Linked DNA regions of Homo sapiens: all the other regions are linked to region 1. A link is a contact called in ENCODE Hi-C or POLR2A ChIA-PET data. All regions are on one chromosome and are shown on one strand. Each heading gives the region's core, a stretch centred on a gene start or an enhancer-like site at or near the end of the contact. The rest is flanking DNA. Distances are from core to core; before and after follow the strand shown. Region 1 holds the start of SPAG4 (sperm associated antigen 4). Region 2 holds the start of PROCR (protein C receptor). Region 3 holds the start of NORAD (non-coding RNA activated by DNA damage). Region 4 overlaps UQCC1 (ubiquinol-cytochrome c reductase complex assembly factor 1).

Region 1 (6,624 bases), core at 1,334-3,833:
CCCGTCGTCCTTGCTCCTACCTCAGCCTGGAAACGGCCAGGGCTTCCTTTTTGAAGACTGTGTCCCCTTTCCTCGACTCCTCCTTGACCTCCCAGTATCAGAGCCCCCAAGAGACCCTCAAGCACAATCCCTCATAAGTCTGTTTATATCCAGCCCTTTCTTAAGGATTGTAGCCTCTGGCACTACCCCCACCCCAGCAGACCGACAGTCCAGGGGACCCCCACAATCTCCGGGTTCACAACCTGCCAACCCCCTACCCCAAGACAGTCTCCCCAACTCACATTCTCCAAAGGAGAGACCAGGTACAGAAGCCCCAGCCAGAATGCTGGAGAAAGAGAGGGAGGGGTCTCAGAAGGAAAAGGAAGAGAATGGGTTTCCCCGGCATAGGGGGACAGTGGAAAGAGGCTTGAGGGGGTTAAGCCTGGGGAGGACCGTGGGAGTCTGAGGGGGAATTAGGGGGTTCTGCAGGGGAATGCCAGGAGCTGCAGGACCGAGGATGTAGGAGAAAATGTGCTGGGTTTGCCTCCAAAGCACCCAGGGCAGGGGCTCCAGGGAATTCACTGCCCCTCACCTGACAGAAAGAGGCTCAGCAGCGACACAGCCGTGAACAGGAAGCGGATGGAACAGACCTCCCTGGGGAACCGGAGGGAGGCTGAGGCCCCGACCTGCTCAACCCTCCAGTCCCCACCCCAGGGTCCTAGACCCAGCTCTTGCCAACATGACTCAATCAGATCTGAATCGGCTCAAGCGCCAGCAAGGTTCCGGCCCTGCTCCCCACCCCCTCCAAAGAGCTGTTCCTGGGGCGCCAGCGTCCCTTCCTCTGACCTGTACATGCTGACCAGCACGTCTCCTGCCAGGGATAACAACACGCTCAGCCCCTGGAAGAGCAGGCCTGAGGCCAGGACAGAGGGTCAGAGAGGGGCCCACGGCAGGGAGAGGCGGGGCTCAGCCTGCGTGGTGTCCGGGTTCAGAAGGGGCTTGGGAGGGGCCGGGGGTGGGCCTGGGGCTCAGGAAGAGAGGGTCGGCTAGGATAATTGGATGGGGGCTAGGAATGAGTTGAGGCTCGGAGAGGGGCTCGATACTCAAACGGGGGCCGGGGGCTCAGAGAGAACTGGAGTTCGGAGAGGGGAACCCGAGGGTCAGAGGGGATCGCAGCTGGCCTGGCCCGTACTCAGAAAGCTCTTGAACACCCGCGGGGGAGGCATCTCCTGCCTCAGATCCAGGGTCGGGAGAAGGTCGAGCGGCTCCTCAGAGACTACTGGAGACCCAGTCGGTTCTGCGGGAACCCAAGGGCTCCACTGGGGCCTTGCGGACCACAGACCTATTTTCCCCTCGAGACCGGGCCGCAGATTGCTCAGTCCACAAGCCAGACAGCTGGGAAGTCTCTCACAGGCTTTGGTCCCACCGCAGCCCTATCCCGGCTCCAGCTCCGCCCTCTGAAGCCCCGCCCCTCAGGGAGGCTCCGTCAAGAGTTGGTCTCCTGGCCGGGCGCGGTGGCTCACGCCTGTAATCCCAGCGATTTGGGAGGCCGAGGCGGGCGGATCACCTGAGGTCGGGAGTTCGAGGCCAGCCTGATTAACACGGAGAAACCCCGTCTCTACTAAAAACACAAAAATTGGCCGGGCATGGTGGCGCACGCCTGTAATCCCAGCTACTCGGGAGGCTGAGGCGGGAGAATCGTTTGAACCCGGGAGGCGGAGGTTGCGGTGAGCCGAGATCATGCCATTGCATGGCATGGGCAACAGGAGCGAAACTCCGTTGCAAAAAAAAAAAAAAAAGAGTTGGTCCCTCCCCCAAACGGATGACCCGCCCCCAGCCTTAGATCTTGGTGGAACCCAATTGTCCTGGGAGCCACTCACGCTAACATTGAGGCCGCGCCCCCTCAGTGGCACCCAACCACAAGATTTTCCCCGCCCCTTCCCATAACCGTCCAGGACACCGAGGCTCCGCCCCTTAAGGGATCTCATTTAGCACCATCCCTTTACCCTACAGGACCCACCTTGTAGGAGGTGCCCAGATATCATCTTAGCCCCGTCCCCGCCCAGCACCGCCCTTTAGGCCCCGCCCCCTCCACTGGCTCACCCGGGGTCGACCCCGCCCGCACCCGAGGCCCCGCCCCTCACGGTTGCCGCGCCACAGGCTGTCTGCCAGTTGTGGCTCCGAGGCGCTGGCTTCTGCTGAGAGCTTCCTGCCCATGTGGTTCCTCCGGGCACTCCCGCGCTCAAGGCGGGCTCACCGCAGCTCGGGCCCCGGGCTCTTCTGCCCTCGGGCTCCCCAGGCCCGGGCTCCGCTGACCGGAGCCCTTTGCTGTCCTCCGAGGTGATGCTCATTGAGCTGTTCTCGCTGAAAAAGTTGGGCGTGTGCTTGCGCGAGGACGAGGCCGAGCCCGGGCGGGAGCTTCGCCGCATCCTGACCCCCTGCTGCCTAGTCACTGACGCTAAAGCCGCCGCTGCGGTCGCCAAGGCCCTGGGGCCTCCTTCAGCCGCTGCGCGCCGCGGGGACCCCACGGACCCTGCGTGAAGTCGGCAGGCCCCGCGGCCGCACCTGCCCTCCCGCTGTGTCCCGGCCGGCTGCTGACGTCACAGAGGAGCCTCGGTCTCCGCGGGCTGCCCTGGCCGCGCGTCACGGAGCTGGCCGTGACGTCACCTGGAGCCGTAGCCATGGCAGCCTCTCCTTCTGACTTTGTTGTTGTTTAAGAGACAGGGTCTTTCTCATTGCCCAGGCTGGAGTGCAGTGGCCTGATCATAGCTCATTGTAACTTCGAACTCCTAGGCTCAAGCGATCCTCCCGCCTCGGCCTCCCAAAGCGCTGGGAGTACAGGCGTCAGCCACCGCGCCCGGCCTCTTTTACAGCAAGCGATGATGTCACAGCACTTCCCAGAAAACCCCATCTAAAATGGCACTCAGTCTATAACAGTTTTTTTCTTTCTTTCTTTCTTTCTTTCTTTCTTTCTTTCTTTCTTTCTTTCTTTCTTTCTTTCTTTCTTTTTTTTTTTTTTTTGAGATGGAGTCTCATTCTGTTGCCCAGGCTGGAGTGCAATGGCGCGATCTTGGTCCACTGCAACCTCCGCCTCCCGGGTTCAAGCGATTCTCCCGCCTCAGCCTCCTGAGTGGCTGGGATTACAGACATGCACCACCATGCCTGGCTAATTTTGTATTTTTAGTAGAGACGGGGTTTCTCCATGTTAGTCAGGCTGGTCTTGAACTCCCGATCTCAGGTGATCCACCCGCCCCGGCCTCCTAAAGTGCTGGGATTACAGGCATGAGCCACTGCGCCCAGCATTTTTATTTTTATTTTATTTTTATTTTTTGAGACAGAGTCCTGCTGTGTCGCCCAGGCTGGAGGGCAGTAGTGCAATCTCGGCTCAGTGCAACCTCCGCCTCCCGGGTTCAAGCGATTCTCCTGCCTCAGCCTCCCGAGTAGTTGGGATTACAGACACCCGCCATCATGCCTGGCTAATTTTTGTATTTTTGTAGAGACGGGGTTTTACCATGTTGGCCAGGCTGGTCGTGAACTCCTGACCTCAGGTTATCCGCCTGCCTGGGGCTCCCAAAGTGCTGGGATTACAGGAGTCAGCTACTGCGCCTGGCCTCTTTTAAAGCAAGTGATGACGTCACAGCACTTCCTAGAAAACCCCATCTAAAATTGCACTTAGCAAATACCAGTTTCTATCCCCCTTCCCTGTTTTGTTTTTCTCCTCAGCACGTGTCACTAACATGCTATATATTTCATTTCTCTCTTTCTTTGAGATGGAGTCTCGCTCTGTTGCCCAGGCTGGAGTGCAGTGGCATGATCTCAGCTCACTGCAACCTCCATCTCCCGGCCTCAAGCAATCCTCCCGCCTCAGCCTCCCGAGTAGCTGGGACTACAGGCTTGCGCCACCACACCCAGCTAATTTTTGTATTTTTTGTAGAGATGGGGTCTCGCTATGTTGCCCAGGCTGGTCTTCAACTCCTGAGCTTGAGTGATCCACCCACTTCTGCCTCCCAAAGTGCTGGGATTACAGATGTGAGCCACCATGCCTGGCCCATTTATTTATTTCCTTATTGCCTGCCATGCCCACTAGAACATAAACTTAATCAGGGCACAGATTTTCATTCACTACTGTATCCTCCAGCACCTAGATAAGCCTAGCATGTAGTAGGTGCTCAAATATTTGCAAATAATGAATGTTAAGAAGGAGCAGGGCATCACTCAGGGCACTTCTAAATACTTAGTCCCCTTTGCTCTGCAAGCCCTTCAGCCCCCTCCTCTCATCCTAGACATCAGGTCAGAGAGCTCATTCAGGATCTGTGGGTCCCTCCTCCAGACCCATTTTTCCCAGGGGTCTGTGGGTTGAGAATTCAGCACCCACCAATCGTCATACCCACACTCAGGCTGCACACCTGAGCCATGGAGGAAAGAATGAGGAATCAGATGGTCACAGCCAGAAGACTAGAGGTCCCCAAACTCTTGCTATGTAACAGAATATCAGTGCAGCTTATAGAAATTCAGCTTCCCAGGCACACCTTGTGATTCTACTGCAGATACTGCAGAATTTCTGAGTTGGCCCAGGAATGTGCTTTTGTTTTGTTTTTGTTTATTTTTTAGGCAGAGTCTTGCTCTGTGGCCAGGCTGGAATACAATGGTACGATCTCGGCTCACTGCAACCTCTGCCTCCTGGGTTCAAGCAATTATCCCGCCTCAGCCTCCAAAATAGCTGGGATTACAGGCATGTGCCACCACACCTGGCTAACTTTTTTTTTTTTTGTATTTTTAGTAGAGACGGGATTGCACTATGTTGGCTAGGGTGGTCTCGAACTCGGGACCTCAGGTGATTCGCCCACCTCGGCCTCCCAAAGTGCTGGGATTACAGGTATGAGCCACTGTGCCCGGCTGGAGTGTGCATTTTTAACAACCACATTTGTGATCCTGGTTAAAGACCACATTTTGGGGCCAGGCTTGGTGGCTCACGCCTGCAATCCCAGCACTTTGAGAGGTTGAGGTGGGCGAATCACCTGATGTGAGGAGTTTGAGACCAGCCTGGCCAACATGGTGAAACCCCATCTCTACTAAAAATACAAAAATTAGCCGGGCGTGGTGGCCCGTGCCTGTAGTCCCAGCTACTTGGGAGGCTGAGGCGGGAGAATCACTTGATCCCAGAAGGCAGAGGTTGCGGTGAGCCAAGATTGTGCCACTGCACTCCAGCCTGAGCCACAGAGTGAGACTCTGTCTCAAAAAAAAAAAAAAGAAAAAAGAAAAACAACAACCACATTTTGAAAGACAATGCAGTATGTCATGCACAAGTTGCACAGCTAGGCAAACAGGTCCAGGTAGAGGAATAACACTGCATCACATTAGAATTCCCAAATCCTGCCCTCGAGTGCAGTCCTCTTAACTGCCATCTCACAACTTCCTTAGAATGTGAGGAGCTGGGGCCGGGCATGACGGCTCACGCCTGTACTCCCAGCACTGTGTGAGACCCAGGCAGTGGATCACTTGAGGTCAAGAGTTCAAGACCAACCTGGCCAATATGGTGAAACTCCATGTCTACTAAAAATACAAAAATTAGCTGGGTGTGGTGGCGTGTGCCTGTAGTTCCAACTACTTGGGAGGCTGAGGCAGAAGAATCGCTTGAACCTGGGAGGCGGAGGTCATAGTGAGCTGGGATCGCACCACTGCACTCCAGCCTGGGTGACAGAGCAAGACTTCGTCTCAAAACAAAACAAGAATGTTAGGAACTGGAAGTGGCAGTTTTTGAGGGGTTGAGGCACACGGACAATCTGTTAAGCTATGTTCTAGCCCAGAGGGGAGATGCCCATGCCAGGCTCCAGAGGGATGATCTCAATACCTTGCTTCATTAGGTGCCACAGGGCCCACACGGAAGAAGGGAGAGGAAGGCGAAATCACTGCAAACTACAAATTCTGGTCCATACCACCCCATCTCTGCCTCTGCCACGTTTTCTGTCCGTTAACTCCTTTGGGTCCTTTTAATAGAGGTGAGCCGGGCACAGTGGCTCACGCCTGTAATCCTAGCACTTTGGGAGGCTGAGGCGGGCTCACAAGATCAGGAGTTCATAGACCAGCCTGACCAACATGGTGAAACCCCGTCTCTGTACTAAAAATACAAAAATTAGCCAGGCGTGGTGGTGCACACCTGTCATCCCAACTACTGGGGAGGGTGAGTTAGGGAATTGGTTGAACCTAGGAAGCGGAAGTTGCAGTGAGCTGAGATCGCACCACTGTACTCCAGCCTGGGCAACAGAGTAAGACAGTCTTTTTTTTTTTTTTTTGAGACAGAGTCTTGCTCTGTCACCCAGGCTGGAGTGCAGTGGCACGATGTTGGCTCACTGCAAGCTCCGCCTCCCAGGTTCACACCATTCTCCTGCCTCAGCCTCCCGAGTAGCTAGGACTACAGGTGCCCACCACCAAGCCCAGCTAATTTTTTGTATTTTCAGTAGAGATGGGGTTTCACCATGTTAGCCAGGATGGTCTCGATCTCCTGACCTCTTGACCCGCCTTCCTCAGCCTCCCAAAGTGCTGGGATTACAGGCATGAGCCACTGTGCCTGGCTGACACTGTCTTAAAAAAAAAAAAAAGACTGTGGGGAGGTGAAGCCTTCCTCCAGCATCTGAGGGTTTCAGG
Region 2 (6,624 bases), core at 1,203-3,702, 440 kb after region 1:
ACAGGGATTATTATCTCCGTTTTACAGATGAGGAAACTGAGGCCTGCAGTGGAAGAGACACTCCTTTCTGCCTCCTTTTTCACCCTCGGCTCTCCCTCCCCCCGTTTCCTGTTAACCAACGGAACAAATGGTTAACAAATCCTGACCTGAATAAAATTCCAATTCCATCGCCTGTTCTCCATCTCCTCTTCCACTGCCCTGATTCAGGATTCATCCGTCTCATCTAGACTGGGGTAGTAACTTTCTACTTCATCTCCCCGTTCTCTATTCCGACCTCCACCTGACCCAGGGATGAGATCATGTCCTTTTCCTACTTAAAATCTTCCAGTGCCATAACCCCCTCCCCTTCATTAATCAAAAATAATCATAGCCAATGTCGATTCAGTGCTTATTATAACCTGGGCAATGGGCTTTACATACATTATTATCTTTGTGCCTTTCCCCAGTGGCTTAATGCAATAGCTACTATTATTAACCCCAGTCTACATGGGAAACTGAGACAGAGATAGTGTAGCAGAGCCAAGGTTTGCACGTAGGCAGTCAAGTCCAGCACTCAGCCATTCTGCTACACTGCCTCCCCACAGGATCAAGTCCAGAGTCTTTAGCCTGGCATTCAAGGCTGCTAGAGACCTGGCCCCTGCTGCCTTTTCTGGCCGCTTCCCGCTGCTTATATATCAAACTAGTTGGGATTCCTCATGCTGCCTTTGGCTGACACATGAATAGCATGTCAGGATTGCTCTGCCTCCCTTTTTCTGCCTGGCGAAGTTTATTCATGATTTAAGACCCAGCTCAGAGACTGGGCGCGGTGGCTCATGCCTGTAATCCCAGTACTTTGGGAGGCCGAGGCGGGCGGATCACTTGAGGTCAGGGATTCAAGACCAGCCTGGCCAACATGGCGAAACCCCATCTGTACTAAAAATACAAATATTAGCCAGGCGTGGTGGTACATGCCTGTAGTCCCAGCTACTCAGGAGGCTGAGGCAGGAGAATCGCCTGAACCTGGGAGTTGGAGGTTACAGTTAGCTGAAATTGTGCCACTGCATTCCAGCCTGGGTGACAGCACAAGACTCCATCTCAAAAAAAAAAAAAAAAAAAAAAAAGAAAAAAGAAAGAAAAGCAAAGAAAAAAAGACCCAGCTCAGTTGCCCTCTTCTTGGAAATTTTTTTCTGATGCCCCACGAGACACAGTGTGTCTGTTTCAGTGATCCCAGACCACCATATATTAGTGTGTATCTCACGGGATACTACCTGGCTGTCTCCAAACACACACAGGCCACACTGGACTCCTCTAGGCTATGGAACCATGCTTGGTAATCTCTGCTTCCTACACCCAGAAAAGAGGCTGGCACAGAGTTGATGCCCAGAGCACATTTGGATGAGTCCGGGGTTGTAAATCTGTGTGTGTGAGTGGGTCCTGTCTGTGTTTGCATTTGAGAAGTTGTGCTTTGTATCTGCAGATGTGAATAAGTATATTTATGGATAACCCTAGACATGGTCCTTAACTACTCTGTGACCCAGTTTCCTCCTCATAAAATGGAGATAGTAATAATATTACCCACCTTTAGGGGTTTGTGCAAGTTAAATGGGTCAATACATGTATTAACCATAGTGAGCACTCATTGAATACTGGTTATTATTTGCTGCCTCTCTGAGGGGGAGACTGAAGTTACGGGGATTGTGAGAGAGGGGAAAGGAGGCCCCTGTGCAATTATAATGGAGGGTAATAACTCCCTTTTCTGCTTAAACAGGGCCACTTCAGTAGCCTGATCGCCCATAAGTTCTATTAGGCACAGCATCTCTTTCTCCCCAGTTCCACCAGCTGCGACCAGTCTCCTTCCATTTTCCCTAGCCTCCCCTAACCTCTCTCTGCCCCACTCTTCCCCCACTTCTTCCATCAGTTTTCCCAGGGTCTTCCCATTCCCTCCATTTCTCTTCTCTTCTGAGCCTCTTCCCGTCTCCCCTAGATGTACCCCTATCTACCATCACCCTCAGTTCCCCTTTCTCCCCTCTCCCTGGGGCTGATTCTCCTACCCTCTCTGCTGGTTTCTTTCTCATGTTTCCAGTCATCCTGTTTCCCCTAGCCTCTTTCATCTCCCCCTTTTCAGGGGCTTAAATGTACTAACTCACCTTGGCTTTGGGACACGAACCAGTCCCCAAGACTCTGCCTGCCCTGTAGAGAGATCTAGCCAGCTGCAGACACAGATGCTGTGAGATAAGCTCTCCTGTGGTCTTGCCATGTGCCCAGATAGACTGAGATTCTCCAGAACCATCCTGAGGCAGGAGATGTGCCCCCGACTCACCATCTGAGGCGTCTTGGCTACAAAAGGCCCAGCCAGACAGCAGCAGTATCGGCAGCAATGTTGTCAACATCCTGAAGTTGAGGCTCCGGACCTGGGTTCCTGGCTCGGGCCGGCTGCGGGCTCCGCTGGCTGCAGTCTAGGGAAAAGAGAAGTGAGGACCGTCTGGGAGGGGCGGAGTCTGGGCAGAGGAGGATGGAAGGAGGCCAGGAGATGGGAGGAGGAAGAGGCTTATAAAGTGTTATTTCTACTGTGTCTCATTTCCTACTAGGGGGCCGGCCTCCCTCCTGCCCTCCCTCTGCCCCGCCCTTCATTGCTCCCTCCTGCCCAGACCTGCCTTTTCCCTTCTCCTTGGGCTGCTTCCTAGGAACCAGGAACAGGGAGCGGAAAAGGGGGAGAAGGGCTTGGTGAGAAGTCCTGCCGGCGCTGACTCAGGGGGTGGGGCATCTACTTTCAACTTAGAGCACACTCCTGGGAGTAGGATCAGCAGGTTGCTGATGGGGAGATTGAGGTCCAGAGAGGTGCAGGGACTTGCCCAAAGTTTATATATCATGGTGGTGACAGATCCAAGATTAAAATTTAGTTTTCCAGTATAATGGCTACATTTTACCAGAATTTTAAGTAAATAACAATTACATAATCCGGGATCTTGGTCTCAGAAGTAGTCATAAAATGAGTGTAAAGCAGTTCACTGCAGCATGTTTTTAAAAAATAGGAGAGAATTATGAGCAATCTGTATAAATCTCAGAAGATGATTGGTTACCTAAAGCAATCTTTTTGAAACTGAGGTCATAATTTATTAGTGGACAATGAAATCAATTTAGCAGGTCATGGTTACCATTTTTAAAAAATGAAATAGGACAGAATACAAAATTTCAGCGCGTCACCCTTAGTAAGAGAAAGTGTTATGTCATGAAATATTTGCTCAGTTGTATATGTGTGCTTTGGTTTTGTGTGTGTATGTTTCTATGATGAGTTTTGGATAGCAGTGTAAAATGCGTCCCTTACTCTAGGAAGCAAGTAGAAAAGCTTTAAAGTCACTCCTCCGAGCATGCTGCTGGCACTTTGGGAGGCCGAGGTGGGCAGATCACTTGAGGCCAGGAGTTTGAGACCAGCCTGGCCAATATGGCGAACGTCTCTACGAAAAATACAAAAATTAGCTGGGCATGGTGGTGCATGCCTGTAATCCCAGCTACTTGGGAGACCGAGGCATGAGAATCGCTTGAACCTGGGAGGTGGAGGTTGCAGAGGGCCGAGATCACACCACTGCATTCTAGCCTGGGTCATGCGGCAAGATTCTGTCTGAAAAAAAAAAAGAAAAGATTTCACTTCTGTTCAAATAATACATATGTAATTTCATCCTCATATATATATATAAAATTTATTATTATTTTTTTGAGACAGGGTCTAGCTCTGTTGCCCAGGCTATAGTGCAGTGAAGCAATCACAGCTAATTGTAGGCTTGACCTCCCGGGCTCAAGTGATTCTCCCACCTCAACCACCCGAGTAGCTGAGACTAAAGGTACGTGCCACTGTGCCACCACGCCTAGCTATTTTTTTTTATTTTTACTAGAGATGTGGTCTCGCTATGTTGCCCAGGCTGGTCTTGAACTCCTGCACTCAAGCAATCCTCTGGTATAGGCAGGAGCCACTGCACCTGGCCAAAATTAACTTTCAGTGTGTATCTGTGTATTTGTATATACATAGGGAAAATATCTGGAGGGGTACTGTCAATAGAGATTACCTCTGGGGAATAGGATTGGGTAAAGGACTGAGAGGGATTTTAACTTTTTATTTTATATACTTCTCCCCGGAGAGCTGACGTCATAGTGAAATCTGGGACAAACTCTGGACATAAACTAAGCACCCATTCTCTGAACTGAATATATGCAAGAGCTTCCATGCTCACCTCTCAGCTGTTGCAAACTGGCTAAGAAATAGCATCAAAGTCTTTTCTTTTTGCAGCTTATCAAAATGGTCTAGTTGGAACAAGGATAGGAACTTTGTTTTCCTGCACTGGGCCTCAGGAAAAGTAGAATGACTTAAATAACTACCAATTTATATTGTCTTGCCTTTTATTAAAAATTATGAAACATTTCTTTTTTCTTTTTTTTTTTCTTTTTTTTGAGATGGAGTCTTGCTGTAATGCAGTGGCGTGATCTCGGCTCACTGCAACCTCCACCTCCCAGATTCAAGCGATTCTCCTGCCTCAGCCTCCCAAGTAGCTGGGATTACAGTCACCTGCCACCACACCTGGCTAATTTTTGTATTTTTAGTAGAGATGGGATTTCACCATGTTGGCCAGGTTGGTCTCAAACTCCTGACCTCAGGTGATCCGCCCACTTCAGCCTCCCAACATGCTGGGATTACAAGCCTGAGCCACTGTGCACAGCCTGAAATATTTCATTTTTGAAGAGTTATTTCATGCTTAAAGGATTACATTTCAAACATACCTATCCCCACCACCAAGCATAAGAAATACAATATTGCTAATATAGTTGAAGCCCCCTATGGACTCTTCCTCAGCTGCATCTCTCTCTCCCTGCCACAGCCCCTGAAGTAACCACTTCAGATGAAAATGAAGATTTGATATTTTTCATTTCCTTATATTTCTGTATACTTACACTACTTATGTATATATCCCTAAACAATAGATAGTGGTATTTCACATATTTTGAGCTTTATATAAATGGTATTAAAATGTATGTATTCCTCTGTACCTTTTGCTTTTTTCACTTAATGTATTAATAAGATTCATTCATGTGGCTATGTGTAGACCATTCATTTTCACTGCTTTAAAATATTCCGGCTGGGGAGGTATTATCCCAGCACTTTGGGAGGCCGAGGTGGGTGGATCATTTGAGCCCAGGAGTTCAAGACCAGCCTGGGCAACATAGTGAGACCCCCATCTCTACAAAAAAAATAAAATTAGCTGGGTGTGATGGGTTGTGCCTGTGGTCTCAGCTACTCAGGAGGCTGAGGTAGGAGGATTGCTTGAGCCCAGGAGGTTGAGACTGCAGTGAGCCATGATCATGCCACTGCACTCTAGCCTGGGCAACAGAGCAAGACCCTGTCTCAAAAAAAAAAATCAATTTTGGGAATAGATCATTATTTATGTATCCATTCTCTTGTTGCTGAACACTTAAGTTTTTTCCAGTTTTTTGCTATTACAAACAGTGCTGGTATGAACATTCTCATACTCGAGTCCTTGTGCATATGTGGGAGTTTTTGTAGGTGCAAACTTGACAGTGGAATTTCTGAGTAATAAAGTATATGCATCTTCAGTTTTACTAGATATTGCCAAACTGTTTTACAGAAAGGTTGTGCCAATTTACGTTCCCAGCAGTGTATGAGAATTCCCTCGCTTCACATCCTTGCCAGCCCTTGGCATTATCAGATGGTTGGGTGTAAAATGGCATTTCTCTTTGGTTTTAGTTTGCATTTTTCTGGTTCTTAGTGAGGTTGTGCATATTTTTGCTTTGCCTTTTTTCTCCCTTGAAGGCTTGAAGGGTACTTTGGGATGGATAAGAGAGGGCAAAAGAGTGTACGATTGAACCAATTTGGAATTGAATGCTGTGAGCCTTCCATCTAAGCGGGTAGGGTCTGGGTCCACTTTCATCCACATTATCTTACACAGAGCTCATTACATCAAGGGCTTTCTTTCCTTTTCTTTCTTTCTTTTTTTTTTTTTTTTTTTGAGATGGAGTCTCGCTCTGTTGCCCAGACTGGAGTGCAATGGTATGATCTCTGCTCACTGCAACCTCCACCTCCTGGATTCAAGCAATTCTCCTGCCTCAGCCTCCCAAGTAGCTGGGATTACAGGCAGGTGCCACCATGCCTGGCTAATTTTTGCATTTTTAGTAGAGATAGGGTTTCATCATGTTGGCCAGGCTGGTCTCGAATTCCTGACCTCAAGTGATCCATCTGCCTTGGCCTCCCAAAGTGCTGGGATTACAGGCACGAGCCCCCACGCCCAGCCACATGGAGGCCTTTCTAATCAGGTTAAGATCCATCATGGACAGATAGCAGCAGCAACAGCTATTTCCCAAGCACCCCTCTCATATACTAGAGCCCTGAAAATTGAACAGTGAGACAATGATAGCATTATTATAGGTAACACTTATTGTAGGCCAGAAACAGTGTTCGGCTCTTTACTTAAATAATCTTACTTTATTCTTATGCTAGCCCTGTGAAATGGGTTTCACTAGCATCACCATTTTACTAAGAAACTGAGGCTCAGAGAGGTTAAGTGACTTACCTAAGGTCACACAGCAAAAGCTATAATTTGAAAGTTTCTCTCTCTCTCTGGTGCCAAAGTTTGTGAATTT
Region 3 (6,624 bases), core at 1,859-4,358, 440 kb before region 1:
GATGTGGTGGCACGTGCCTGTAATCCCAGTTACTCAGGAGGCTGAGTCAGGAGAATCGCTTGAACCTGGGAGGCGAGGGTTGCAGGGAGCCGAGATCACACCACTTCACTCCAGCCCAGACACAGCAAGACTGCGTCTCGGAAAAAAAATAATAAAAGAAAAAGAAAAAGAAAGCAGGATGTATACATGTTTTTCATCATCCTCATCTTTAGGTTCCAGGAATACCCACATGTTTGGCTGCTTAGGCGGTGGGAAGCTCAGAAAGGGGACCAGGAGCCTCTCCTACTCCTTGTCTTGGCTAATGTATCAACTACCAAACTACCCATTAGCGCTAGTGTTTGAAACTTGTATAATCCATGGCTCTTCCTTCCCCTCCTCCCTCTTCTCTCAGGTATTCAGCCCACTGGCTTCTTCTCTTGAAATGCTAGAAACACTCACTTCACCGGTTTTCTACTTCTGTGCAACTCTCCTGGCTCAGGGCCTTGTCATCTCATTGTGGACTAGAGCCCCTGGACTTCTCGCCACCTCTCCTGTCCACCTTCCACCAGCAAGGCCTTTCTGACTGCAGGATTTTCCTCCTGGGAATCATGTCTGAGTCTGCATCAAGAGTCTTAATCCTTTGATCTTTCTTTACATTTCCAGAATTGTATCCAAAGGAACTCAGGGCCAGTGGTGGTAGCTCATGCTTGTACTCCCAGCACTTTGGGAAGCCGAGGCAGGTGGATCACCTGAGGTCAGGAGTTTGAAACCAGCCTGGCCAACACAGTGAAATCTCATCTATACTAAAAATACAAAAATTAGCTGGGCATGGTGGCACACGTTTGTAGTCCCAGCTACTTGGGAGGCTGAAGCAGGAGAATCATTTGAACTCAGGAGTTGGAGGTTGCAGTGGGCCGAGATGGCACCACTGCACTCCAGCCTGGATGACAGAGCGAGACCCTGTCTCAAACATAAATAAATAAATAAATAATTTTAAAAATAATAAAAATGCAGGCCAGGTGCGGTGGCTCACACCTGTAATCCCAGCACTTTGGGAGGCGAAGGTGGGTGGATCACCTGAGGTCACAAGTTCGAGACCAGCCTGACCAACAGGGTAAAACCCCGTCTCTACTAAAAATACAAAAAATTAGCCTGGCCTGGTGGCGAGTGCCTGTAATCCCAGCTACTTGGGAGGCTGAGGCAGGAGAATCACTTGAACCCAGGAGGTGGAGGTTGCAGTGAGTCAAGATCGCACCATTTCACTACAGCCTGGGCAACAGAGCAAGACTCTGCCTCAAAAAAAAAAAATAAAAATACAAATACAAACAAAGGAACTCAGAGGCTGGGGGCGGTGGCTCACGCCTGTAATCCCAGCACTTTGGGAGGCCAAGGCAGGTGGATCACGAGGTCAGAAGTTCGAGACCAGCCTGGCCAACATGGTGAAACCCCCGTCTCTACTCAAAAATACAAAAATTAGCTGGGCGCGGTGGCGGGCGCCTATAATCCCAGCTACTCGTGAGGCTGAGGTAGGAGAATCACTTCAACCTGGGAGGTGGAGGTTGTAGTGAGCCAAGATCGCGCCACTGCACTCTAGACTAGGTGACAGCGCAAGACTCCATCTAAAACAAAAAACAAAAAAACCCAAAGGAATTCAGAAGTCTACACAAAATGTGAAAATTCACGAGGAAGTTCATCACAGCATTAATTCTAAAAGCTGGAAGTGTCATTTCCAACCTTATCTTAATTGACACATCAGCAGCATTTGACACTGTTGATAAATTCCCCTTGAAACACTTTCCTCATTTACTTCCAGGACACCACACTCTCCTGGTTGTTCTCCTACCACCCTGGTCGCTTCTCAGTCTCCTTTGCTGGTTCCTTCTCATTCCCTGACCTGTAAACGTTACCCAGGGATCAGACCTCAGACCTTGTCCCTCTCTTGGTTCTCTCATGCAGCCTCAAGGTTTTAAAGACATCTATATGCTGACGACTCCCAAAGATTCATCTCCAGTTCAAACCTTTCCCTGAATGCCAGACTCATAAATCCATCTGTCTGCTTGACATTTCCACTTGAATGTCAAACAGACATCTCAAACTTAACATGCCTAAAACTCAGCTCCTGGTGTTCTCCCCAAAGCTTGCTCCTCCCATGGTTTCTTCCATCTCACTTAAGGCGGCTGCCTTTTCATTTGCTCAGGCCAAAAAGTGTGGAGTCATCTTTCAGTTCTCGCTCTCCCACTTCACATCTGGTCCGTCAGCAAATCTTATAGACTTGAGCTTATGTCAACCCCTGAATTCAACCACTTTTTGCCCCCTTTGCTGTCGTCGCCCTGGCATAAGTCCCTATCATAGCTCACCTGCTTGATTGCAACAGTCAGTTATCAGGTCTCCCTGCTTCTGCCCCTGCCTCCACTTCAGCTCTCCCGCACTGCAGTTCAACTCCCTCCCATGGTCCCATTTCTCTCCTCTCTTCCCCAGCCTCTTTGCTGTTCCTGGAACAGGCCTGGCCCACATGCTTCGGCTTTGTGGCCTGTGCATAAGCTGTTCCCCTACAGACATCTCCAAGCATGGCTCATCCCCTCGCCTCCTTCGGGTCTCTGCTCCAGAGTCACCTGGCCGTACTATAAAGCATTCCGCACCTGCACTTCATATTCCTCTTTCCTTTTTATGTTTCCAAAGCACTTTCGCTATCTACCCTTTTATGCATTTTAAGGATCTTGTTTATTGTTGTTTCCCTTACTAGAATGTAAATTTTAGGAGAGCAGAAATTTTCCTGTGTTTTTTTCTTTACTGCTGCACTCCCCCGTGCTTAGAGGCACATAGGTGCTCGGTAAACAGGTGGTAAATGAGTCAATAAATGAAATATTGGAGTCTTCTTATCCAGCACCGGAGGAGTAAGGAGATAGAGAAGCAACGTTTGCTCAGGGAATTCTGAGGCCAGTAGCAATTTCCGTTGCGAAGAGCAAGCGGGGTGGAGGGGGCCCTAACCCCACGTGACCACACCCCATTCCCCATTCCCCACCCCCACGCCGGAACATTGCAGACCCGGAACCACGGCTCGCGGGCCCCCAGCGCAAGGGCACTTCCGGTACCGCTCCTCTCTTGCCAGCGCAGAGAACTGCCAAGTCAGTTCCGGTCCGGCAGAGATCGCGGAGAGACGCAGAACGCAGCCCGCTCCTCCAGGGCCCTCCAGGCCCTCCGGCCCCGGGCCGGCGGGTGAACTGGGGGGCCCCGGGACAGGCCGAGCCCTCTGCCCTGCAGATAACGGAGGCCTCTGCTGTGGCTGCCCACTGGCTGTGCCCGCCCACTGGCTGTGCCCAGACCTTGAAGCCGCAGCGAACCTCTCTTTCCCACCCCACCTCGGTGACTAATGGCGGCCGTGGCGTCTCCCAGCCCGGACCCCGCCGGCACCCGGGTCTCCCGACCCAAGCCTCGACGAAACCCCCGCAGAGCCGCCGGGACGCAGCGCCTTTGGGCGGCGCTGGGCGTGGTGGGCCGGGAAGTATGGCGGCAGCTCGAACGCCGCGCGGCGGAGGCCATTAAGGCGTGGACGGCCCGGGAAGGCGGCCTAGGGACGCAAGCAGGCTCGGCCGCCTCTTTAGGCCACGGAGCCGCGCAGATCCGGTTCCCGGGTGACCACTCTGTCGCCATTGGGCGAGACCTACCTAGTCCTGACGACAACGGACAAAGGCCTTAAGGGGCCTGGAAGGTGAGCGAAGTCCCGAACGACGACGGGTGGAACGGTTAGCGGCCATCGGGCGGTTGGTCTTCATTCTACCAGACTTTGCTGTCGGAAGAGAGAAATGGTAGAATGACAGGCCACGTTTGGCCCGTTGGAAATGCCCACCACCCTCTGGGAAGATTTACTGGCCGTTTATGGAAGGCCTGTGTATATAATATGAAAAAGCTGCTCTCAACTCCACCCCAACCTTTTAATAGAAAACATTTGTCACATCTAGCCCTTCTAGATGGAAAGAGGTTGCCGACGTATGATAAAATAGAGTTAGAAAGTTACACATCTTGTAAATTCTCATTTGTTTAAAAGAAATCATAGAAAATACATGTCTTCTGGAGATGACTTTTGGAAATGGAGTTGTTAAGACGGCCTCTGGAAGCGATACGTCCACGTTTGTTAAGTGGGTTAGATGACATGGAGCTGGAAGACCTGAGAAGGAAGAGAAGAAGGTTCTATGCTAGACTGGTCATATTTAGAAGACATTTTCATATTCTATCCATTGTTTTGTGTGCATTTTATTCCTCACTACTGTGTATATAGTTGACAATGCTAAGCTTTTTTGAAATGTCTCTTCTTTTTAGATGTTCTGAAGTGCCTGATATGTTAAAATTAGAGGTAGCAAAATCACATTTTGTAAATACCTTTTTGTTACAATTCATAGGAAATATTTTTGGGGGGGAATGGCCAAATCACCTGTTGAGTAATACTCATTGTGTTTGTGCAGTGGTTCAGGGGAGGAGAGAGGAGGGGGAGGTGCAGAGAGCTCTATGCCATCCTGTTTACAGCGAGGCAAGATGAATCATTATGTCTGTGCATTTTGTTTTACTTATCTGTGTATATAGTGTACATAAAGGACAGACGAGTCCTAATTGACAACATCTAGTCTTTCTGGATGTTAAAGAGGTTGCCAGTGTATGACAAAAGTAGAGTTAGTAAACTAATATATTTTGTACATTTTGTTTTACAAGTCCTAGGAAAGATTGTCTTCTGAAAATTTGATGTCTTCTGGGTTGATGGAGATGGGAAGGGTTCTAGGCCAGAATGTTCACATTTGGAAGACTCTTTCAAATTATAACTGTTGTTACATGTTTGCAGTTTATTCAAGACTGCTGTATACATAGTAGACAAATTAACTCCTTACTTGAAACATCTAGTCTATCTAGATGTTTAGAAGTGCCCGATGTATGTTAAATGTATAGGTAGTAAAATACCACTTTGTAAATATCTTTTTGCTAAAATTCATAGGAAATGCTTTTGGAAATTGAATTGTGAAGCCACCTTTGTGAACAGTATAGTAATGTCTATACTTGTTCAATAGTTTAGAGGAGGTAGGAGGGAAGAAATTGCAAAAGGTAATATTACTAGTGTGTTCATACTTGGACATTTTCAGACACCATTTTTCTATATGTTTTGTGCATTTTGTTTTGCTCTGTATATAGTATATATAATGGACAAATAGTCCTAATTTTTCAACATCTAGTCTCTAGATGTTAAAGAGGTTGCCAGTGTATGACAAAGGAGTAAAATTAGCATATTTTGTACACTTTGTGTTGAAATTCGTAGGAAAACTTGTCTTCTGTAAAGACTTTTGCATAGGAATTTGTTTGACCATCTCTAAGCATTACACGTGCCTGTACTTGTCCACTGGATTGAAGGCAGAGAAGGAAGGGAGGAGGGAATGATTCAAGGCCAAAATGGCCACATTTAGAAGATACCTCAGATGATAACCATTGTTATGTGTGTGCAATTTTATTTAACAGTGCTGTGTATGTGGTGGACAAGTTATATGAAATATCTAGTCTTTCTAGATATTTGGAAGTGCTTGATGTATTTAAAAGTGGTAGTAGAATAACACTTTGTAAATAGCTTTTAAAAACTGATGGGAAATGCTGTTTGGAAGTGGAATTGTTGAACCACCTGGGAGGTGGGAGGGAAGAAATTGCAAATGGTGTTTTGCCATTGTTTATTAGAAAATTTCAGCTTAATCCATTGTGTATATGTTACATGCATTTCATTTAACTTTGCTATACTGTATATATTGTATATATAACGGACAAATTAGTCCCGATTTTATAATATCTAGTCTCTAGATATTAAAGAGGTTGCCAATGTATGACAGAAGTAGAGTTAGTAAACTAACACATTTTGTACACTTTGTTAAAATTTGTAGAAAGGCTGTCTTCTGAAAAGGACTTTTGGAAGTGAGATAACATCAGCTCTAAGTGACACGTGCCTATATCCATCAGGTTGGTGGTGGAGAGGAGTTGGAAGGAATGAAGGGTTCTAGACCAGAATGTTCGTATTTAGAAGACACTATCAGATATAACCATTGTTACATGTGTGTAGTTTATTCAACCCTACTGTGTATATAGCGGACAAACTTAAGTCCTTATTTGAAACATCTAGTCTTTCTAGATGTTTAGAAGTGCACAAAGTATGTTAAAAGTAGAGGTAGTAAATAACACATTTTGTAGCTATCCTTTTGATATGAAATATTGTCTTGGAAATTGATCAATTCTCTGAGCAGTACCCATTTTGATATTTGTGCTGGTTCAGGGGGAAGGAGGAGCACAAAGTGCAAAGGGCTTTCTACCAGTGTCCAGTGTGTTTATGAGGAGGCACATTGACCATTGTCCCTTATGTCTGCATTTTCATTTACTGTGCTGTGTATATAGTGTATATAAGCGGACATAGGAGTCCTAATTTACGTCTAGTCGATGTTAAAAAGGTTGCCAGTATATGACAAAAGTAGAATTAGTAAACTACTACATTGAGTACACTTTGTGTTAAAATTCATAGGGAAGACTTCTTAAAAACAAGTGAAATTGTTAAAACCCCCCCTAAGCATTACAGATGGCTTATAGCTGTCCACGGGGTTGGTAGAGGTGGGAAAGGGAAGGGTTCTAGGC
Region 4 (6,624 bases), core at 2,062-4,561, 310 kb after region 1:
CACAGACAGCCTCTTCCTGCTAGATGCTCTCCACAGTCAAGTAGAGTCCCCCCACTTCAGTTTCTCACCCCTCTGGCTCCCCAGGGCTCCCCGACATCAAAGCTTCTACGAGAAAGCTCCGCAGTGGGGGCTGCTTACCCACATAGCTGTCCTCAAGCCCCGGGGAATTAATTCCTTGACCTCCCTGCCCTCAGATCCTGTATTGATGGGAAACTCATACTTGATAGATGAGTGAGCTGACTGGCAGCGAAGAGGACATAGAGGCTCTTCCAGGGCCTCCCAGTGAGTCAGCCTGCACAGCTGCCCTAGGGCCCCAAGCTGTGTGATTCATGTGACCACTGAGGCCTCAGCTGCCTCAGACAGCTCAGGCTGTGCCATGAGTCACACCTTTGCTTCATGGCCTGGCCCCTGGAGCTGAAGGGGTGTCACGCCACAGTTACTCTCTTGTTCACTTGTATTCATGGTCTTCAACAACCAGGAAAGGCAAGGCTGGACTTCAGCTCTTGAGAAGACAGGGCCCATAGGACTAGCTTGTTAACTGCTGGAAAAACCACATACTGGGGCTCTGCAGACCCACAGGGTAGAGAATCCCAGGAGCCAGGACTTCTGTTTGACCACTCTTCAAATCTGCTAGAGCCAGGGAGAGGGCACGGCATGGCCAGAGGGCCCCACTCACAGAGAATTCTGATACTCTGTTGACTGGACTCACCCTCAGACGGGAGTAGCAATTCGCAAAGCAAATGCTGTGTTTTCTGAGAGACCTGCCCAACATTTCCATCTGCCATGGTGGGCTTGTGCCAGAAGCCCCAACAAGACACACTGGGACTTCTCCGAGGGCCCTCTAGGAAGGGGCTGCCACAACCATTGTCCCTACAAGAGGTCCCATGTGGCCCCAGTGAGAGGCAGTGGAAAAACCGTGAAGGGGTTCTTGGGAAAGCAGGGAGCTTTGGTGGGGACCCAGTTCTATCAGCAAACCTTTTGAGCACCTGCTGCTCCATGTACTCTTGGGAAAGCAACGATTAATAAGACCCAGTCCTGCCCTCGAGGAGCCAGCTCATGGTTTGGTGAGGAAGCCCAGGCACACGGCTAACCCTGGAGTAAGCCAGCCTGTTATGTGATACAGGGAGGGCAGAGTGCTGAAGGCCGGGAAAGGAAGAGCAGGAGCTGGGCCTTGAGCAGACTGTTTGGTGTGGCCGATGGCCCAAGAGCCAACCAGAGGTTCTGTTGAGATTTTCAACCCAGGAGGTGGGCAGAGGGGTGGCACTGGGGGCAGAAATGGAGTCACTGTAAGGGAGGAGTGGGCTTTAGGGAAGAGATGGCAGGGCAGGTGGGAATCCAGAGCCAAGACACGTGCGAGAGGCTGGGGTTGAGTTCAAGCGTCAGCAGCTGGAAGCGGAAGCAACCAGAGTGGTGGATTCTTGGAAGGGGGAATGACCTAAAGCCTAAGATGAAGTCTCCTGGCCCTGCAGCAGTGGCTTCTCTGGATGATGACCATTTTAATGGCAGAGCTGTCTGCCCCTACTGTCCTAGAGAGGTGATACTGGGGCCCACTGACCAGGGGCCCACTAGAGGACAACAGAGGCATACATATGTTTAAAGCGTGAGTGCCTAGCACTGCATATATGCATATTGTTGAATCTCTTCATGTGTCCTGTGAGGTACCTGTTTCTATCCCCTCTCTCAAGACAAGGGAACTTAAATCTCAGAGAGGGGAAGCTGCCACCCTGGGTAGCAGCACTGGGAAGGGACAGAATCAGGACTCTCACCCAGCAGTGCTGGGGTGGACAGCATGGCTGTGTGCGCTGCAAGCCCTGACTTCCTGGCCTGCAGGAGCTGTCTAGGGAGGGCGTGTAGGGGAGACGTGTCCTTGGGAGGTGTGTGTCTGTCTCCATTCAGAGGTGTGATAGGGAATTCCCTAACTGCCCCCGCCACCCAGCTCCCCAGTGACTGCTTTCTCTGAACCACCTTAGTGAAATTATCTAGGAGATCAGAGACGGCTTGGCCTGGGACGGCTTGGTCTGGGACCTGGGATGGTCAGAAGCCCCCCTCATGCCCCGTCCCCTTCCTTCCTCTCCTCTGGGAGGCTGGTTCCTGACGCTGGCTCCTCACCTCTGCCCTGCCTCTGTCGCTTCCTCCTTCCCCCTCCCCTGGTTGCAGATACAGTACCTGGACTCCATGAACGGGGAGGATCTGCTTCTGACAGGGGAGGTGAGCTGGCGCCCTCTAGTGGAGAAGAATCCTCAGAGCATCCTGAAGCCCCATTCTCCGACTTACAACGACGAGGGACTTTGATGGGCTGGGCCCTCCGCACGGCCCGCCAGCTGGCTTCGAGGAACCTCCAGGAGAGAAGTGCCTGTTGGTCCAGGACCCTGCAGAAAGTGGCCTGAACTGACCTCTGAACAGCATCTGTCAAATACCTGGCCCCATTTGTGTTGAGTTTCCTCTTAGTGTGCCCAGGAGTCTGATCTGCTGGGGTACAGGGCTGGGAGAACCCCTAGCTCTCCCGGGGTGTCCTCTCCCTTAGGGGAAGCCCCGAGTGAGAGTCCCCCAGCACACACTCCCCAACCCCCTCCAGCAACTACATGTGACTGATAGCTTTTCCCAAAGGCCAAGGAAGGGATGGTGTAGGTTCAAAAGGGAAACCCCCCAGGGCCTGCTGTGGCCTAGGAGCAGATTGTAATGCTGCCGAGTCCGGTCGGTGACCACGCGTTGTCCCTCGGCTTTCAGCCATGGGGTTGAGTTGGCCATTAAAAGAAACAGAGACTTCTCTCTGCCATGGCCCTTCTTTATTCCAGGGACTTAGAAACTTGCCTGAGATGGTGGACGCAGTAATGAGGGCACCGCGCAGCTCAGTTAGAGACGGAGAAAGGGAAGAGGCTGGGATGGTCTCTGCTGCTCTTGCCTCTAGTTCATGGAGATGTGTCTCTGTTCAGGCCAAGATACAGCCAGCCAGGCCTGTCGTCTGGGACCCAGGAGGCCTCTGATGACCAAGGGCTTTCACATCCTAAGTCATTTGGAAGGAGGCCTTGAGAACAAAGTCACCTTTGTCACTCCCAGTGAACTGAATGAGGAACATGCTGTCTCCTGTCTTGGCCTCCCCTTTCATGAGATACTGGGGAGAAGAGAACATTCCTCCTGGCTTAGTTGTAGCAGACCCAGACCTGTGCCCAGCTTTGGTCCCCCTTCCCAACTTCTGAAGCACGTGCTGCAGAGCCACCTTGGTCTGAGCACCTGAGGACCAGCCCCTCCTCCCTCAGTGCGGGTCATCTCTTGGGGGATTTTCTTAAAGTGAAGAAAGGGGGTGGGGAACCATATTGCCCCTCCCTCCCCCATCAAACTTCCTTCATTTAACTTGCTATAAAATGAGTCATATAAAGAAACTCTATATGGGTGAGGTATATCCCACTTCTGTGAAAACATTACAAATCAAACCGCTTCTCTCAGTTTATTTAAGATGCTTTTGTTGCGAGCGGAGCTCTAGAGTGAAGCCTCCTGTGTGTGTGTGAGATAATAACACCTTGTAACTCATTACAGCTGGGCACTATTTACATAAACCAGAGCTGAGCCAGGCAGGAATTTGCTGATTAATTTATTTTTAATGGAGTGAAGTATACCATGCACCAAAATAAACTTTACTGTGTGTACCTAACTGCTCCTGGAATGGATGGAAAAATTAATGGAACAGATTTTGGCTCCCAACTCTACACATTAATTCATATATAAAAGTTATTTGAGCTTTAACCCATTTGCTGCCCAGGGTAGCTCCCCAGCCACAGATCCCAGCTCATGGCACCAGTTCAGCTACCGGGCTTGCTTTAGAATCCTGGAAGCTCAGATTTGGAAGGAACTTGAAAGGTCATTTGGTCCAGCCCTGGTCCAGAACCTGACTCCCCTTCTTAGCATCCCAGTCAGCCAGTGTTCATGCAGGCCCTGGGTGAGTCCCTCCAGCATCTGATGGTCCCTGCCTACAGAGCTAGTCCTGTCTGCTCAGGAGTTTGTCGTCGTGCAACACAGCAACTTGCAGTATGGAGCTGCCTTTGAAGGAGCCAGATTGGATCTATCGTGTCTGATGTTGGTGAGCCCTCACTTCTTGGCCATCAGCACCTTTCCCTGACTCTGCCAATCCCCCTCCCCTTAAGATCTATTCCAGGTTCCTTGGAGGCTACCCTTATTCTTGGTTTGGCCACTGCCTCCATTCCTGTTTTTATGAGTCTACCCATCTCTTCTCTGAGCACACTGAACCTCTTGGGGTTACCTGGAGAGATCATGCTATGTGTCCTCTACCTAGAACCTTTGTCCCTCCCTCTCCTGTCCCCTCCAGGTACAGTCACGATATCCGTGCTGCTCCCCACGTGGTTCTCTGCTCTGGAGCACTTACCTTTTTATTTATGTAGAGACAGTTTCTCACTATGTTGATCCTCCCACCTTGCCCTCCCAAAGTGCTAGGATTATAGGCATAAGCCTCCACACCTAGCCCTGGTAACACTTACCTTACCATGTTAAAATGATTTTTTTACCCACCTCCTACACTGTACTGTGAGCTGCCTCAGCGTGGAGTGGACACTGTGTTTGTGTTGGTCACTGTTGTTTTTCCAGTGCTCAGCCAAATGCCTGATTCATGATCAGCATCAGTGTATACTTGGATAAATGAAAGAATGAATGTGTGACTAAATCACCAAGTGTTATCAATACAACCCCAACCAAAAAGCCCCCTTCTGGACCATTCTCAGTGTGACCCATACAGTTTCACTTATTTTAGCGACTTAATATTGAGCACTCCCTTTGGTCTTAGCATAGGAACCAAAATGGAAAGTTCTTTCCATAGCTAAATGCTTTTCTAGTGTAACTCATTATTGTACAAAACAAGTGAAGGACACAATTTCTTGCCTTCAGGGAGACTGCTCTGTAGGAATGATTTTGTCATTTATTAATATTTGTATTCTGTATTCTTCCAGAAAAGATCACAGCAGATTAAGAGACACAGTTTGTAATAAAATTGTAGGCTGGGTGCAGTGGCTCATGCCTGTAATCCTAACACTTTGGGAGGCCGAAGTGGGCGGATTGGTTGAGTCCAGGAGTTCAAGACCAGCCTGGGCAATACAGTGAGACCCTGTCTCTACAAAAAGTTAGCTGGGTGTGGTGACATGAGCCTGTAGTCCCAGCTACTCAGGAGACTGAGGTAGGAGGATCACCTGAGCCCAGGAGGTGGGGGTTGCAGTGAGCTGAGATCATGCCACCACACTCCAGCCTGGGCAACAGAGTGAGACCCTGTCTCAAAAAAAAAAAAATCCTTAAAGTTTGAAAGATCAGATCCAGGTATTGGGAGGGAAAAAGAGGGAAAATAATTATGTTGGAAAACCTGGACTGCTAATGAGCAACTTTCATATGACTTTTTTAAAATTTTATAAAATACTGTAAATGCATTGTCTCACAACAATCAGGTAAAACAGGTATTGCCCTCATCATTTTTATTATCCCTTTAACACAAGTGAGGGGACTGAAGCTTAGAGGGGCCTAGAGAAAGAGTGATCGAGGATAAGAAGGGGCCAAGAGTGCTCCAGCCCACGACAGACCCTGGGGACCCTGCTTTGTCCCCATGTCACCCTGCCTCCCTCCCCCAGGTCAGCCAGGAGATTTGCAATTGAGTATGAGACCTTGCTCTGAGCTTCCTGGTCAAAGGTGGAAAATGGAAAGCCCTAAGGTTGTAGAGTTCCCATTGTCACATAAAAGGAAGTACACTTACTCATCAGAAGAAACATATGTCTTCCTTACTCTTCAGAGAAGACTGTATTATAGAGGTTTTCAAATGAGAAACACTGAACAGTACCCCTAAGATTGATGTTTTACCTAAAAATTTGAAAAAAGAAATCATCGCTATTTCTTCCGATGAGAAATAGCAATGCTGTACGACAAGACGGGGTGAATCTTAAACTGAGGTTGAAGCCCAGGCCGCACTTCAGCCAGCATCTTTTGAGTTTTCCCTCCATGCCAGGCTTGCTTGGTATTTTCACTTGTCACCTCACTCGCCGCCTTGCAGGTGAGGATTCTTAAGCTCATATTCCAGGAGGGGAATGCCCAGATGTACCCTGTATGGTGGCTCTGACCCAGTCCACCGCTTCAGGCTGTGAAGAGTGAGGCTTAAGGAGGTAGGAAAACGGGAATTGAGGACTAGCTGTCCAGTTGAAGGCACAGAACAGGAAGCTCTTCAGACTGCAGCAACTGTTGAGTTAGCTGCTAAGGGAAGGAAGGGTTGCAGAGATCAGGTGGGACCATGAGTAGGGGTAGCACAGATCACACATCAGCTGCCAGGCAGCAGGAAGCCACTGTGCGCATTCTTGGTAAAGACTGGGGCATGATGGCAGTGGAGAGACAGTGGTACCAGGATGGATTGGCTCTGTCAGGAAGGGAGTTTAGCCATCTGGGCTTGAGATGCCGGGGGTGACAGATGGAATTCAAAGGGAAGCTCAAACCCCAGAGACATTTCCGAGAAAAAACTCATCAGGACTTGAGGCCTAATGTGGAGCCTGAAGAGAGTGCAGTCACAGAACTCACTGGGGCCCAGAGATGGTGACGTCTGGCAGAAGATCCTCTTTGGAGGAGAAGAATCCTCTCTGTGTTGTGTTT

What was found. A loop is a pair of places that touch in the nucleus more often than their neighbours do. ChIA-PET counts read pairs that join two places held with the same protein, here RNA polymerase II (POLR2A). Pooled maps may share reads with other maps.
Region 2: a loop to region 1 is called in a map of endothelial cell of umbilical vein, with 6 times the contacts of the local background. The contact joins the promoter of PROCR here to the promoter of SPAG4 in region 1. A Hi-C loop is called at or near these places in 1 of 168 maps with a recorded cell type or tissue (endothelial cell of umbilical vein).
Region 3: a loop to region 1 is called in a map with no recorded cell type, with 12 times the contacts of the local background. The contact joins the promoter of NORAD here to the promoter of SPAG4 in region 1. A Hi-C loop is called at or near these places in 6 of 37 single-sample maps with no recorded cell type and 14 of 50 pooled maps. POLR2A ChIA-PET finds 5 or more read pairs at or near these places in 3 of 52 experiments (Panc1, T-cell and activated CD8-positive, alpha-beta memory T cell).
Region 4: a map of mammary epithelial cell shows a loop between it and region 1 (7-fold over the local background). The contact joins the enhancer-like site here to the promoter of SPAG4 in region 1. A Hi-C loop is called at or near these places in 1 of 168 maps with a recorded cell type or tissue (mammary epithelial cell) and 10 of 50 pooled maps. POLR2A ChIA-PET finds 5 or more read pairs at or near these places in 3 of 52 experiments (CD8-positive, alpha-beta T cell, activated T-cell and activated naive CD4-positive, alpha-beta T cell).

What each region holds. Positions count from the first base shown.
Region 1 is chr20:35,611,788-35,618,411 of GRCh38, reverse strand. It overlaps SPAG4 (sperm associated antigen 4), which reads right to left and starts at 2,583. Exons shown (of 12, transcript NM_003116.3): 1 at 2,105-2,583; 2 at 1,172-1,276; 3 at 826-892; 4 at 572-633; 5 at 282-325. The coding sequence starts at 2,408. RefSeq lists enhancers at 1-126, 848-897, 127-1,077, 1,108-1,377 and a silencer at 1,808-2,537.
Region 2 is chr20:35,167,900-35,174,523 of GRCh38, reverse strand. It overlaps PROCR (protein C receptor), which reads right to left and starts at 2,452. Exons shown (of 4, transcript NM_006404.5): 1 at 2,300-2,452. The coding sequence starts at 2,369. All of the region lies in intron 4 of MMP24-AS1-EDEM2 (MMP24-AS1-EDEM2 readthrough), which reads left to right. RefSeq lists an enhancer at 1-339.
Region 3 is chr20:36,047,444-36,054,067 of GRCh38, reverse strand. It overlaps NORAD (non-coding RNA activated by DNA damage), which reads left to right and starts at 3,108. Exons shown (of 1, transcript NR_027451.1): 1 at 3,108-6,624. RefSeq lists a silencer at 3,163-3,372 and enhancers at 2,860-3,431, 2,912-4,111.
Region 4 is chr20:35,299,603-35,306,226 of GRCh38, reverse strand. It overlaps UQCC1 (ubiquinol-cytochrome c reductase complex assembly factor 1), which reads left to right. Exons shown (of 10, transcript NM_018244.5): 10 at 2,158-3,649. The coding sequence ends at 2,292. Among named protein-coding and RNA genes, the nearest start is that of FAM83C, 10 kb to the right of the region's middle. RefSeq lists enhancers at 227-521, 1-813, 1,105-1,925. Within about 2 kb of position 3,311, at least 3 of the 41 ENCODE cell types and tissues checked have a DNase peak (open chromatin) inside an H3K27ac peak, as active enhancers do; they include mammary epithelial cell, where a contact is called at or near this core.